Regions from separate parts of the Homo sapiens genome. Here region 1 is linked to region 2. The links are chromatin loops, found by intact Hi-C in ENCODE. Cell type or tissue: PC-3. All regions are shown on one strand. Each heading gives the region's core, and the rest is flanking DNA. Links, peaks and the distances in the headings are about the cores only.

Region 1 (7,934 bases), core at 1,809-5,808, 330 kb before region 2:
TTGGCCAGGATGGTCTTGATCTCTTGACCTCATGATCCGCCTGCCTTGGCCTCCCAAAGTGCTGGGATCACAGGTGTGAGCCACCACACCCAGCATCTTTTTGCAAACATTAATAAATAGTTTGCAAGGACTTTTATAGTTACAAAACAAGGCGATATCAGACTTATCTTATTGTAGAGGCAGTCTGCCCCTCTTTACATTAATTATCTACCTACTTTAAAAAGTTTCTTTTTAACCATGTGGTTCTTTTTCGAGCTTGAGTGGATGCTCCAGCTCACATGCTCCAGCAGGGAGAAGGGCAGAGCATCTAAGAAGGGTGGAGTACAGCCACTCAGGGCCATGCTGGGGCCCAGCAGCAGGGCTTACAGCAATGGGATTTGGAGAGACGGTGGGTGAGGCTGTTTGGGGCTGGCATCAGCGAGCAGCCACGACAGGACCTTTCCTTAGAGGTCGCAGAGCTCAGACAGCATGAACCTAATGCAGGCTCCTTACCTCTCAAACAAGGATGCAGGCTAACATTAAACTCATTTTGATTGGCTAGACAACCCCAAGGTTGGGAAGTAAAGAGATTTTTTTTGAGGTTCATAGAAAGGTCAGCAGAGGGGCCAATGTTTGCCTACCTCCTCTGGCTATTGGAAAAAGAAAAAGCTTACCTACTGAGTCGGGGAAAGAATCCAAATTTAAACTGTCTCTCTTCTGGTTTATGAAGAGCTTAGAAATGAGCATTATAATATTCAGGATTTTTTTTTTTTTTTTGAGACAGTGTCTCACTGTTGCCCAGGCTGAGTGCAGTGGTGTTATCACGGCTCACTGCAGCCTTGACTTCCTGGGCTCAAGTGATTCTCCCACCTCAGCCTCCTGGGCAGCTGGGACTACAGGCATGTGCCACCACATTTGGCTAATTTCTTACTTTTTTAGGATTTCACTATGTTGCCCAGGCTGGTCTCGAACTCCTGGTCTTCAGCGATCCTCCTACCTCAGCCTCTAAGTGCTGGGATTAGAGGTGGGATTTTTTTTCTTTTTAAACCTTCTAGGCCAGCATATCTAGAGCAGGGTGCCTGGGGAGAAGGTGAGATTTGTGACTCCATGTCATTACTGGGCATACGGGGCCTTGTGGAGAGAAGTGAGCATCGTTTTATTTTTTGTAGAGACAGGGTCTTGCTATGTTGCTAAGGCCAATCTCAAACTCCTGGCCTCAAGCCATCCTCTTATCTCCCAAAGTGTTGGGATTACAGGTATGAGCCAGCATGCCCAGCCCCAAGTTGCTTCTTTAGAGGAAAGGAGAAAAGGCAGAATCTCTAGATCAACTTTGTGATTTATACGTAACAGTATGACAATGAAGTGTGTGGTTGGAGTGTATTGTACTTGTAAATGGAGATGCTCTACTGAGGGATGGTGGAAAAGCACTCTCAGCCCTTTTCAGAACTCATTGTTAGCAATCAAAAAGAGGAAGACTGAAAGAAAAAAAAAATCCTTTGAATCAGCAAGAGGTTTATACATAGCAGTGATTTATGGGTGAACAGAGGAGGAACATTAAAAGAATAATTGCTGGCTGTTTATTTTGGGAAAGTATGTGTGGTCAAGAGTCGAGGCAGGGAGCTTTATTTTTTCTTTTACCTTGCTCTATCTTCTATTATTGTTAATAGGATCATATACTCAAGACTTTCCTTGGCTTGTTGCCCTGACATAAATATTTGAATTCCTTGTTTTGGTATCGTGTATTTTTAACAACAATAGAGGGAAAAAGAAATAATGTTGTGAGCTAAATTATTCTATATGCCTTATTGTGGATGGAATTTATTCTCTTGGGTCCATGGCTATTAAGATGATCAGTTTAGATGATCTGTGTTTCTGATAGCTCTTTCTAGATAGCTTTATAATTTGCCCAAGGGGTTTGTTCAGGGGATGGCTACATGTATTTTTTTATTTGGTGGAACAAGGTGAGTTTTAATCCTGGTTATCTGAGCTCCAGGCCTTTCCAGGTGCCACCGTCATCCAAAAGGCCAATAAGAGTAGATTGTTCCTCTCATTGTGGCGTCCACCCTGGGGGCATTTATTAGGCAGTCACTGGATACACATTGACCCAACTTGCCCCCTTGGTAGAGGATTTAGTTCTTAGGGTTGCTGCTGCAGAATTCATTTATGCAGTTAGCAAATTGTAGTTGAGTTCCTGTTGTGCCTTTGGTATTGTTTCAGACTTGGTACTGCTCTGCGTGAAGAGCCGGAATCACACAATTCAAGGAAACCCAGCAGAATTAGAATGTTAAAATGTCAGGGTTTAAAGGGACTTTAGAGATAATCTAATCCAGAGGCAGCAAGCTGTTTCTATTAAAAGGTCCAGAAAGTAAATATATTAGGCTTTGGGGGCCACATATGATCTCTGATGCATATTGTTCTTTGTTTTTGCAATCATTAAAAAATGTAAAAATTGTCTGGGTGCTGTGACTCACAGCTGTAATCCCAGCACTTTGGCAGGCCAAGTGGGGAGGTTCACTTGACGCCAGGAGTTCGAGACCAGCTTGGGCAACAAAGTGAGACCCCTGTCTCTACAAAATAAAAATAAATTAGCTGGGTATGGTGGTACACACCTGTAGTTGTAGCTACTCAGGAGACTAAGGTGGGGAGATGGCTTGAACCCAGGAGTTCAGGGATGCAGTGAGCTATGATCACGCCACTGCACTGAAGCCTGGGCAATAGAGTGAGACCCTGTCTCTTAAAAAAAAAAAAGTAAAAATTATTCTAAGCTGGGGGTAGAGATATAGGCTGGATTTGGCCTATGAGCCATAGTTTGCCAACCCCTGATCTAATAGATTCCCTTCATTTTACCAATGAGGAAACTGAAGGCCAAAGGGTGGAATACCTCTCCAGCCCTTTTTCTAAGTGGTGACACTTAGAAAAGGATCCCTAGAGGTCAGGCCTACACCTCAGAGTGTCCACTCACCTTGCATATGTATAGCTTTGGTCCCGAGGGAAGTATGAATCTTAATTTTAAGACACTGGGTGCCTATCACTTTCCAGGACGGTGTTTGGGATTAAGGATGCACAATTTGGTACAACAAAGCCTTAGCTCTCAGTCAGCTTAGTATATCCCATATATGCCTGGGTAAGTAATGAGGTTAAAGGAAGTAAAATGAAAGATTCAGACAACTACTGAAGAAAGGTGATTTATTTGGCAGTTGCTTTGTTTCACCAGTTTATCTGAGCAGTGTCATTGAGACATATATGAAACCATGTAAGATCAATCATAGAGCCTTTTAATATTCCAGAGCTTGAAGAGATTTTAGGATCACTTAGCTATAACCTCTCATTTAACAAATGAAGAGCATGAAACCCAGAGATTTTAAATTACTTACTCTGGGTCACACAGCTAATTATTAGAATCTCAGGGTGGATTTTAGATACCTAGTGTAACCACTCAGATAATAACAAAGATTAATAATTATAGCCAACATTTACCTAAAGTTACTATAATATGTATAGTCATATACGTAATCTCAGTTCTGACAGTAACTCAATGTAATAGGTTTACCATACCCATTTTACAGCTGAGGAGACAAAACTTGTACAGGTTAAGTCAATTTTGTCCAAAGCCACCAAGCCAATAAGTGGTAGAGTCAGGATCTAGGCTCAAGTGCTTAACCGTGGCAAGGCTGTTTATTGCAGTTTGACTAAGTGCTTGGATTGTGCTTCTCCATTCATTTGCGACCTCCTGGTGGGCAGTGGGTATGCCCTTTTAATCTGTGTTTTCCTACTCTGGGCTTGGCATATACAATTTGTTCAATAAATGTTTACAGAGCTGGGTGTGGTAGCTCATGCCTGTAATGCTAGCACTTTGGGAGGTCAAGGCAGGAGGGTCGTTTTAGCTCAGGAGTTCGAGACCAGCTTGGGCAAGATGGCAAGATCTTATCTCTAGGAAAAAAAATATATATATGGGCACAGTTGTGGATGCCTGTAGTTTCAGTTGCTTGGGAGGCTGGGTGACAAAGGGAGACCTCGTCTCTATAAAAAAAAATGTTTACAGAATAAATGAATAAATGAGTAATCCACCCTTCTTTAAACAGTTGACACTTCCGGTGATGAGTCAATGGGAGTTCAGTGTCTGTGTTAGACCATGTCTAGGTCTGCTGACGGCTAGTCCTTTCATGAGATAGGCTAATGTGCAGATTTCGGCTAGGAAAGCCTATTGCCCTGCAGTTGTTTTTACAGTGCCCCTGAACATTTTTGAGAATTAATGTATACAGTAAAATTCTCTTTGAACATCAAAGATTCCTTGAAGACCTGATAGCCTGCTTGGTTTCTCTGAATCTGATGAAGTTTGTAGAGATAACTGGAAGATTCTCTCTGTATGTGGTACCTGCCTTTTGCACAGCCATTTTAATTTAAAGCTATAGTTTCAAACTATATTCTGAAGCATCCTGGGGTTTGTGGGCTAAAAAATCAAGGAATTCTGTAAGAAAAATGAGGGGTGGATTTGGCTTTGAGCCCAATGATGCCTAAAACAAATTCTTTGCTGCATTTATTTTTCAGTTCTGATGAACGAGAACAACCAACTCATTAAATGTAGAGTACCTGGCAATATTTTCTTCTCTTTCTTATATAAGTTGAATGTTTTTCTCATCTGACAATGGTAATACATGGGATTGCTCTGGACTTTTTCGAAGTTCAAAGATCTTTGAACAGACTTGTAGTGATATTTCTAAAAAAAAAATCTTCCTACCTGGATTACTGTTTTTTATATAGAGAATGGGCTTTGTTTGCCATTCACTCTAAGTGGAATTTTTCTATATGGCATAATAAAGCTGAAGTCCTTAGATTTTAGTTCAGAAAGCCATATCCTTTGAACCTAGGCCTCTGGGTTTGTTCACATAAGTCAATATACAGCGTTAATAATTGCTGCATATCCCTTGAGGGAAAATCCAAATTAAATAAAGAAGGCTTTCATTAGGTTGTGAATAAACAGATTTTGGTTATATTGGTAAGATTCTTTAGGGATTTTCAGGGGGTAGAGATGAATACAAGATACCCTTCTCATTTGCAGGTGTTTGAGAAATCTCTTAAAATAGAGAAACACAGGAATATTTGTTTTCCAACAAAAAATAATTCAAAGACCTGCCCACGTTTCTTGCCAAAGCTTTGTTCTTTTCAAGTCCCATCCAACCCTACACAAATTTTTCTTCTGATTATATTAGGAAGAAAACCTTAATGGCTGCTTGCTGTTAACATCTACCTTTAAACATTTCTTAACTATTAATGAGTCTTTCATTTAACTATATCATAATATAACCCTGGTTTACTGCACTTTATATCTACTTCCCTCCCCACTCAGCAGTAGTAGTGTTTCCTCCAGTAAAAAGGGTCAGGGGGTGGGAGATGGAAAGGATCTGTTCACTGCACGGTAACTTGCTGTGTTATGGGGTAAATAGAGGTGTGTGGTTTTTTTTCTATCTAATTTTTTATTTTGAAAAATTTAAAACAAACATATTAATACAAAGGACAACCAAAAAACCCTTTACTTAGGTTTACCAATTGCTAACATTTTGCCACATGTGATTTATCTTTCTTTATAAATGCATATTTACACTAGGGGGTAGGGCAGACATCATGATCCTTTATCTCTAAATATATCAGTATTCTCCTAAGTGTAAGGGGGATATTCTTCTTCACAATACCATTATCATGCCTTAGAAATTTAATATTGATTCCATTATGTCATCTAATAGAGTCCACATTTAAATTTTGCCTTTGATCAGCTAGCTGATAAACAAATCATGTCAAAACTTAGTGGCTTAAAACCACCACAGTTTATTAGTGCTCATAATTCCACGGGCCAGTTGGGTGGTTCTTCTAATGTGGATTAGGCTCAGCTGATCAACTGGGCTCCTTTATACCTCTGGAGTCAGCTGCTGGACTGACTAGGAGCTGGCTGGTCTAAGTCGGCCTCAGTTTGGATGGCTTTTCTTTGCTCTAGAGGGGTCTAGAACAGGCTAGAACAGGCTTGTTTCCATGGCTTATGGGAAGGTTCTAAGAGAGTGGAAGAGTGCAAAGCCTTTTAAGGCCTAGGCTTGGAATTGGCACAGCATCACTTCTGCAATCTTTTGGTCAAAGCAAGTCACATGCTCCTCTTGATGGGAATAACTGCAAAGTCATATTGCTCAAGGGCATGGATACAGGGGCATGAACAATCACAGCCATTTTTGCAATCTATCATACCCATATTGTCCAAATACCGTTAATAATAATGTTAATGTTGTAATGTTAATCATTATAACTGTTGGTTCGTTTTTAATCCAGGATCCAAACAAGATTACACATTAAATGTAGTTGTTTTACCTCTTTAGTCTCTAAATCTATAGGAGTCTCCCTGCTTATTTGTGTTTTATGATATTTTTAAGATTCCAGATCTGTTTTCTTAACAATATCTCACAATCTGAATTTGTATAATTATTTCTACATGATTATATACAGGTTAAATATTTTGGGCAAGAATTCTAAAGCTGAGGTTGTATATTTCCCATATCATCACAAAAGGAGGCACATAATTTTAGTTTGTCCAGATCATTAGTGATGCTAAGTGGAATCACTGCCTAAAGTGGGGGCTGCCAGATTTTGTAGTCATGAAGTTGCCATTTCCTAGAGAAAGATTTGTGGGTTTTTTTGTTTTTGTTTTTTTTGGAGATGGAGTCTCGCTCTGTTGCCCAGGCTGGAGTGCAGTGGTGCATCTTGGCTCACTGCAACCTCTGCCTCCTGGGTTCAAACAATTCTGCCTCAGCCTCCCGAGTAGCTAGGATTACAGGTGTGTGCCGCCACACCCAGCTAATTTTTTGTATTTTTTTTAGTAGAGATGGGGTTTCACCGTATTGCCCAGGCTGGTCTTGAACTCCTGAGCTCAGGCAATCCACCCACCTTGGCCTCCCAAAGTGCTAGGATTACAGGCATGAGCCACTGCAACTGGCCTAGATTTGTTTTAAGTCTCGACATTTGGTGTTAGCATCCTTCCAATCACATCAACATATATTCATTAGATACCTATTGTATATCTAGTCTGATTTAGTGCTATGGGGATCTAAAAGAATGGTAAGGCGTGTTCCCTGCCTGAAGGAATATATAGTTTTCTTGAGTTACTCTTTAAAAACTGAACAAATAGTAGAGGAGTGGTGATTCTAAGTTAAAAACTAATTTTTTTTTTTTTTTTTTTGAGACAGAGTCTCACTCTGTTGCCCAGGCTGGAGTGCAGTGGTCACTGCAACCTCCACCTCCCGGGTTCAAGCGATTCTCCTGCCTCAGCCTCCTGAGTAGCTGAGATTACAGGCATGTGCCACCACACCTGTCTAATTTTTGTATTTTTACTAGAGACAGTGTTTCACCATGTTGGCCAGGCTGGTCTCACACTTCTAGCCTCAAGTGAAATCTACCCAGCTCAGCCTCCTAAAGTGCTGGGATTATAGGCATGAGCCACTGCACATGGCCTAGGTTAAAAACTTTTTAAAAAAAGTTTTAAAGTTAAAAAGTTTATAAAAACTTTTTTTTTTTTTAGCTTAATAAAGTTCACAAACTGAACACATCAGGGTAACCAGTATCCAGATTAAGAAACAGAACGTAACCAACATCTCAGTAAGACTGATTTTTCTGCAACCAATTAAGCCGACCTAGTTCCTTTCCTCTTTGGGGCCTGGTGTTCAATAGCTGCAAACAGCAGCTTCCTTGGTAGTGTATGCAGCCTGTTTCTTGTATGGGTTGCTCTAAAGGACCTTGGAGACAGCCCTTTCTAATATATGTTTATGTCTCTGACCTTGTACTGTCCCCAGTGTAGGCTCCAGACAGTGGAGGTGCCTTTGGAAAGCCTCAAGGAGCCTTGATCAGGGTTCATACTGGCCAAGTTGTCTTGTCTATCCACATCAAGCTATAGAACCAGGAGCATGTGATTGAGGCCCTCC
Region 2 (7,934 bases), core at 1,914-5,913:
AGTCCAGCTCATGCTTACTCTAGTGTCACCAAGCCGTGCATCCAAGGAAGGGGAAGGCTTTTTGAAAACAAATTTGCACAAAGACACTATAAAGCTGGTGGTGGCCCTGAGTCACCACTGAAAACTGGTCCTACCCAGAACAGACTTGGTGGTGCCAGCAGCTCCCATTTGCTGCAGAGGCCCCATGTGCATTGTGGGAAGATGATCTCCTCCTTTGGGGCTAGGCCCTAGGAGCACTGGGTCAGGGCTGGTTTTGGCACCTGTGCCTCTGGGACCCAGCACCATCAGCACGCCTCTTCTTTTTCTGCGATATACTTGGGTCATCAGTTTTTTTCTTTTAAATCCTTTCCCTTGACTATGGGGCTCCTTGATTCTAAGGGAGGCCCTGTCAGTGTTCACAATTTATTTCCTGTTCCTGCCTATGTGATTCTAGCTGGCAAATTTTCTTACTAAACAAGAGCTCCCTACTGTCTAGTAGTGGCTGCTGTTGGTGGGTCCTGGCTACATTGGAAAAGAGGTTTGCAGGTTGGGAGTATCTTTGGCGTCATTGGAGTTAGACAGAGCTTACTGTTAATTGCTGCTTTTCCCTTTTAGCTACATGCCCTAAACCAGAGCTTTAACTTCCTCTCCTGTCAGATGGCAATAATGATATGGCACAGGGTTGTGGCTGTGTTAGATGTCATATGTAAAGCCCCCAGCATTATACAAAGACCCTCGTTGAATAAGAAGCCTCAGGAGAGAGCTGAAAAAGAGCCTTGAACTTCCTGGTCCCTCTTTTGCATCCAATGAGGAAGAGCTCTGGGTGCCCTGGGATTTTCATCTCAGGATTTAAAAGGTACTGGAACCACTGCCATTGAAAACATCCTACCCCTCCACAATGACCCGGAATCCGTGACTAACTGGCCCCTTCATATGAGCTGGTTTGTAAAGGAGCAATGGCAGAGTGAGCCTTTACCCCAGAAGACGAAACAATACCCCACACAAAGGACTCGCAGCAGCCTGGCAGGAATGGTGCATCTTCCCAGCGTGTTTGGAGTGTCTGGTTCTTCTCCTGGAGGGGAGCGGGCCTCCCTCCGAGGGCCCAGTGGTGGGTGGTCAGCTTTGTGCTATGCGAGTTCCAGGGCCCCCAAGATCTGGATGCAGAGTGCTGCTCAGAATCTGATCTCTTAATCAATTTTGCCCATAGCAACAGGATTTCAGTACATGGCAGGGGATAAAGTGGCCCAGAGGAACTCAGGACATATTTGAACAGTAGCCCAGAACTTGGACGGTATCTGAATCACATTGGCACAGGTCTGGGTCATGGGTTGCTGCCAGAACATCGTAAGAAAAGCCAATCTTGTCCATATAATGGCATGAGGAAACAGGAAGCGCTGCAGCATGACTTTATTATCCTTCCTCTGAGCAGGGCCACCGTTCAGCTGGGAGGACCTTACCTTTGTTCCTACAGGTTTCTACAGGTTACACACCAACTGCTGAGAGCAAGTTGAATGACAGTAAAAGGTGGTGAAACAACAACACAACAGCAGCAGCTACAAGAGCCGCCTTGGACCTGGAATTGGCACACTGCAGTGGTCACCGGCCTAGACTGAACCGGTTTAAATTTCACTCTGCCTTTTCTTACTGATGCCATTTTGTAGACTTACCGAACCTTTCTAAGCATCAGTTTTCTCATCTGGAAAGTGGGAATAACAATATTCCCTGCTTTTCAGGGTTAGTGTGAGAATTAGAAATCAGGTAGGTAGCTACTGCTGAGGGCCAGGCATATAGCAGGTTCCCAGGTACTGGTAGATACTGTTATTTCTAAGACCTGGATGTAACCAATGCTGATGCTCACTAGTGCTGGATAGGACAGTCACATCATCATTTCTGAGTATCAGTGTTCGTTCTCATCTCTAGAATGGAGACATGTGATGTTTCCACATGGTGGTTGTGAAGATGAACTGAAATATAAACAGCCTCCAGCATAGCATTTGCCAAATGCAAGGCCTTAGTAAATGTCAGTAGGATCTGAAAATCCAATGGTTGGAGAATAAAATCTCCCCTTTAGCTATGAATTTATTTCCATTTCATCTGGAGTCTGAGGAAGATCCAAGTCCTGTTATTTATTTAACTGTATTTGACTGTGTTTAATACTTGTAGCTGACTTTTAGGTCACTTTGATATTTCCTCTGAGATTTTCATCTTCCTTTGGCTAAGAGGCAAGTTTCAAACAGAAGAGCAAACCGTGGACTTCTAGTGCTGGATCTTCTTTTGGAGAACAGAATTGTCCTCAGTGCTGCCTGTGATTCTGAATCTCCTGGGACAAGAGGAGGACTTGAAAAACAGCCCAGTTCTTCCCCAGACTCACAGATGTGACTGATGCAGCTGGGCCTGGGGTGAGCACAGTTGGAAGCCACTGCTCTGTCCAGATGCTTCTCACAGAGGCGCCAAGGACTGGCCACACATTCTCTTACCTGCTTGCTCCTCAGTCTCCGTCAATGCCTTTATGTTTCTGTTCTCTTTATTCACGTAGTTGACAAAATGCACAACGAAAGCATGCAAAAGACAGAGCTAATCTTGACATTGGCGAAAATTATGGTTTCATGTTTAAAGAAACTATAGAAGAGATAAAAGAAGTCTTTTCTAAATTTAAAAAGAATTTAAATATTTATACTTTGTATGTGACCATAAGCGGAGAGAATTGGCCCTTTTGTTCCAGAAAAGTAATTGGTGTTAAGCCTGAAAATCTAATTTTAACAGGGAGATCTGGAAAGGAGAGTTATAGCATGAATGCTGCCAAGATGAACAGATTGCTTCAACCTCACTAGATTTTAGCATTTTTCCCCCTCTATAGAATGAAGATAGTGATGGCAATGCTTGTCTTGCTTTCATATGCTGTTGTGAGAAATGAGGAAGCCAAAGCATTGGCAGTGTTTTACAAAATGCAAAGCACGAAACCATGAAAAGGATAACTTGCCTCGTGACCTCATTGGGCAAGTTATTTGACATTTTAGTCCCTTAGTTTCACCATCTGCAAAGTGGGACCCATAATGCCTAATGCTGGCCTGACTGGGATGTTATGGGGACAAAAGTAGACGGTGTTTGTAAAGGCACTTGGAAAAGCAGGACACCTGTATTAAATTAAAGTAGCAGTGTATTTTCTATTTAACAGACAATAAAACAGGTACTGTGAGGCCACATTCCACTGAGCTTTCTGAGCAGAGCTGCGCCTCTGGCCAAGCCTTCTGGGCTCAGTGTCTCTGCTTCCAACGGACTTCCCCATGCTCTGCTTAACAGCACTGACTTCTCTTTTATCTTGGTTGCCAATCCTCCCGAGGTGGAGGCAGGCCCAGGTCCATTCTTGGGGTGAGGCTAGGAAGAATAGGGCCATTTATAACTCTGCTCAGATGACTGGAGAATCCTTTCAAACTGCTTGGCTGAAAAGCATCTAACAAAAACTTGGGGAATCCAAAGGCCTAAAGAGCCATCTAGTGGTTGCACATACAAACGACGCTGGCTTTTGCCAGTAACTTCACTGGAACAGAGATAATGGAAAGGGATTTTATTTTTTTCCTCTCCTAAATTTGTGCCTGCCCGGGCAACCATAGAAAAGGATTGATGTAAGTGTCCACTGTCCCTGCTTGTAACCCTGGACTTCAGAGTGATGTTGGAGGAAAACTGGGAACCTCTACAGACTTGAGCTGCTACAAAGCCTTGGTTTCCTTTCTCAGCTCCTGGCTTGCAGTTAGTTGTGTCCATGTGACTGAGTCTTTTTTTTTTGTTTTGAGATGGAGTCTCACTCTTGTCGCCCAGGCTGGCGTGCAGTGCCATGATCTCGGCTCACTACAACCTCCATCTCCCAGCTTCCAGCGATTCTCCTGCTTCAGCCTCCTGAGTAGCTGGGATTAGAGGCACCCCCAACCATGCCTGGCTAATTTTTGTATTTTTAGTAGAGACAGGGTTTCACCGCGTTGGCCAGGCTGGTCTCAAACTCCTGACCTCAAGTGATCCTCCCGCCTCTGCCTCCCAAAGTGCTGAGATTACCATGCCCGGCCTGTGACTGAGTCTTAGGTGATGGAATGTGAGCGGAAGTGATACACATCACTTGTGAGTCTGGTCCATAGAACTCTCTACATAGAAATCTCCAAGTCATTTGTCCTTTTGTGGTGTGATGCAGATGAGCATGGCAGTTTTGGGATTCATGTGTTGAAGATGGAATCACAAGATGCAATGAATCTGGGTCTTCAAGTCACCACTTGGAGGAGAGCTACCTGTCCATGAAGAACACCTCTTTTGGACTTTCCATAGCAAGAAGTAAACCTCTAAGTGTCTTTGAGCTATTATGCATCTTTGTGTTTGTTTGTTTGTTATACCATTTAGGGTTACCTTAACGAATATAGTTGTTGTTAGTCAAGTTAACTATGAAAATCAGAGACAGATTTACCGTGAAGCCAATGAAGCTCTAGCTTCAGGGATCTTCATTTGCGTAGGCCCTTTCCAAGGTCCAAGGTGTGCATGTGAGGAAGTGGGTGGGGGGGGGGGTCCCCTGGCAATGTGTTCTCATGGTTATGTTTTGTGAAATTTGCAAAAGTAAGATATTTTCAACTGCATGCAATTGGTTAGGTGTGCTGCCTCTTTCCTTGTCAACTTCCGCTCCATCACATTTTACTCTGTGTTGGATGGCGTTGGGGAAGCATGGACATTTTGGGGACCCAGCTCAGGGAAGTTGAGTGGGGATACATTTAGTCTGAGTGTAGTTGTTGCATTGTCGTGGTTTTCTGTCTCTTTCATGCAGAGTTATTGCTAGCTGTTCTGGTATAAGAATGGTTTCCAGGGATAGTACTCTGCCCACTGTGCAGCTGTGAAAACATGATGCAAGGTCAGAGGTTGTACTATAATAGAGTCTGTTCAGGGTGCCTGGTTCAGGGAAAATGTGAGCAGAGGGGAGAAACAAGGCTTGAAATGTATGGAGTCAGAAACTAGTCTATAGAAATTTCTTCTAATCCATTCTGATGTGTAAAATTGTAAGCAGAGAATTTAGTTCTTATTGATGCTTTGTCAAAATTGAATTTCATTCCTGTCAGGACACACTTGGTAATTTTTAAAACCATATACAATTTTAAATATACTTTATATTTTATCTCCTTTTTTCATGGGACTAGCTTAGTTGATAAAGCTTGAATACAGCATTTAAATTGAATTTCCAAAAGATATTCTGGAATGTCTTAATAGAAAAAGGAGAAATTATGGATTTTTGATTTGGACCTTCTTTGACACTTTAAATTTAGCTATTAAAGAACAGAGAGAAAATTCAGATAAAAGTAATGGAATATTAAAGAAAAACAATTAATAAGAGATAAAAATAAGAAAAGACCTGACTTTAAGAAGTGAGTTGTAACAAAAAATTCTTCAGATAGTACCCAGCACAGTAATTCATTAGAGGAAAAGATAAATTGCAAATAGAAATAGTTAGTAGGCTCTTGGATTACTTGGTAATCCATTTACTGAAGAGGAGTAAATCATATGCACACATCAGAAATGATTTCAATTTCTTGCTGATTTGGTGTAAAATTCAGACCCATAAAGCTCACAATACGCCACTATGGCAAGAACATCAACAACAAACTGGTTAATGAGTGTAATCAACTCAAGAATGATTTAAGACTAGCCACTACATAAGAAAATTTGAAATACAGTGAAATCTTACAGTTCAAATATGAAAGAATTGATAGACCTCTTCCCACATATAACAACAATTCTAAAAATTTATATGGCACAGCCAATTACAAATTGTGAAGGTGAGAAACACTTTCTTAAACTATTAATCACCCATGCTAGAGGAAAGACGAATAATTTAAAAAATCAATCACTCATGCTAAAGGTAAGACAATTTTATATTCTCTCTATTGAAAATGTTATACAGCCATTGTCATCATATGAAGGGGCAGTTACAGGCAACATAGTCAAAAGTCCAGGAGAAAAAGCAATTAATAAAAATACAATTGTGCACTGCATAGCATTTCAGTTAGTGTCAGACTGCATCTAGGACAGTGGTCCCGTAAGATTATAATATCGTATTTTTACTGTACTTTTCTATGTTTAGATATACAAATGCCATGGTGTTACAATTGCCTACAGTGTTCAGTATAGTAACATGTTGTACAGATTTGTAGCCTAGGAGCAAAAGGTTGGACAATATGGCGTAGGAATGTAGTAGGATATACCAACTAGGTTTATGTAGCACACTCTATGTTTGCAGAATGACAAAATCACCTAAAGACACATTTCTCAAAATGTATCCCTGTGTTAAGTGACACGTGATTGTATTTACTTTTCAGTATTTTGAATTTTGGGATGTTTGGTACCTGATAGATTTTATAATTTATTACTTTTTTCATTTTAAACTAGTATTTAGTTTTGTAATTAATTTTGTGCTCTTTTTTAGTCATTTCTTGAGCTCACCCCTAAAACTGTGTAAACTTCATGTTCACAAAATCCAAGTTTGCTCTTGGGACTGGAACATACCCATGGCTCGCAGTGAGGCTGAAGTTTCTCGGGAGACTAACTTCAGTGGCCTGATCAATGGGCGGCCTTGGCAGGAGGATGGAGGGCAGGAGAAAACAGTTTGATTTGCCCATTTCCCTGCCTCCCCGGCACTGGCTTCTAATTCTGGCAATAGCTGTGTCCTCTTTGGCTGTACAATGGTGTTTTATTGCTGCCTAACAAATCACCACGTTTAGTGGCCTAAAACAACACTCATTTATTAGTTCGCAGTTCTGTAGGTTAGAAGCCCTGGTGGGCTCAGCTGGCTTCTCTGCTCTGGGCCTCAGAGGCCTGAAATCAAGGTGTTTGTAGAGCTGGTTCTTATCTGGAGGCTCACGTGGAGGTGAGGATCTACTTCCAAGTTCATTCAGGCTGGAGGAATGCAGTTCTTGTGGTTGTCGGACTGAGATTTGCATTTCTTGGCTGGCTGTCAGCTGCAAGGAAGCTCCACACTGCTCCTGGAAGCTGCCTCTATTCCTTCCCACATGGCCCTCTCTTTATCTTCAATGGACCAGAAACGTCACATCAAGTCTGTCTCACAATTTGAATCTTTCTGTCATCTCCTCCCACTTTCCTCTTCTGTTACCAGCTGGAGAATGTTATTTGCTTTTAAGTGCTCGTGTGATTTGAGTGATGTACTTGGATAATCTCCCTTATTGATAAAGGCCATTAGTGAGATATAACATAACACAATGACGGAAGGATTCCTCATCACACTCAAAGGGTGGGGACAGGGTTTGGACTCCTGGGGACATTCTCAGGAATTCTGCCTGCAGCAGGCTGCGTTTCCTGTTTGGTAGCTTAGCGGTTCCAGCTCCGTCCAGGGTCTCTAACACTGCTTCTTGCCTGTCTTCCTCATGCCTGGGCGTGGTAAAGGCGTCTTGCTGTTTCTAGGCGCTGGGTCTTCACCATCCCTCAGTGGCTCCCTTACCTCCGTCCACACATCTGTAAGTAGTATTTTTTTTGTGAAACTCTCTTTGGTTTCTCCCTTGGAGCATGTCATCAGTTTTTGGCTAAGACTGTGACTGATAGAGCTGGGAAAATATATTTTGGTAAGAAGCCATAATTTTGTGTTCTCTTTATCCCTTGAGAAGATGTTAGATCTTAGACCTGAGGCACTCACAAGGGAAAATAAGGAATTTCGCATCGATGGCCTTTGAGAGTGCGAATGTATTGTTTCAAAGGTGCTGAGAATGGAATCTGGTAATTATATCAGACAGCGTGATTCAGACAGCACTGGGTGTGGGCTCAGATTTCTTATGTTCAAAACCTGACTCCTTCATTTATCAGCTGTGTGGGCTTGGACAAGATGCTTAACCTCTATAAGTTGCAGCTTCCTCATCTGAAAAAGAGGGGTATTAAGGATATCTCCCTTATTGGTGGACTAAATCCATGCAAAGCACTTCGCA

The links. Hi-C counts contacts between places; a loop is a spot of excess contacts. Peaks named below come from ENCODE experiments on the same cell type or tissue, not always from the same donor. Only the 100,000 strongest peaks of a DNase experiment are listed, where the experiment ranks them.
Region 1: it touches region 2 in a loop (11-fold over the local background); 1 of 110 quality-filtered maps calls a loop at or near these places.

The regions. Positions count from the first base shown.
Region 1 is chr11:83,041,291-83,049,224 of GRCh38, reverse strand. The region is part of intron 1 of RAB30 (RAB30, member RAS oncogene family); the gene reads left to right. It overlaps SNORA70E (small nucleolar RNA, H/ACA box 70E), which reads left to right and starts at 7,627; the gene lies at 7,627-7,761. RefSeq lists an enhancer at 3,407-3,961. In PC-3, for the core only: no CTCF peak of the experiment used is centred there; a DNase peak (open chromatin) is centred at 4,074; H3K4me3 peaks cover 838 bases; H3K27ac peaks cover 1,658 bases.
Region 2 is chr11:82,713,944-82,721,877 of GRCh38, reverse strand. No RefSeq gene overlaps it. Among named protein-coding and RNA genes, the nearest start is that of FAM181B, 16 kb to the left of the region's middle. In PC-3, for the core only: CTCF peaks have their summits at 3,264 and 3,490 (motif pointing left); a DNase peak (open chromatin) is centred at 3,467.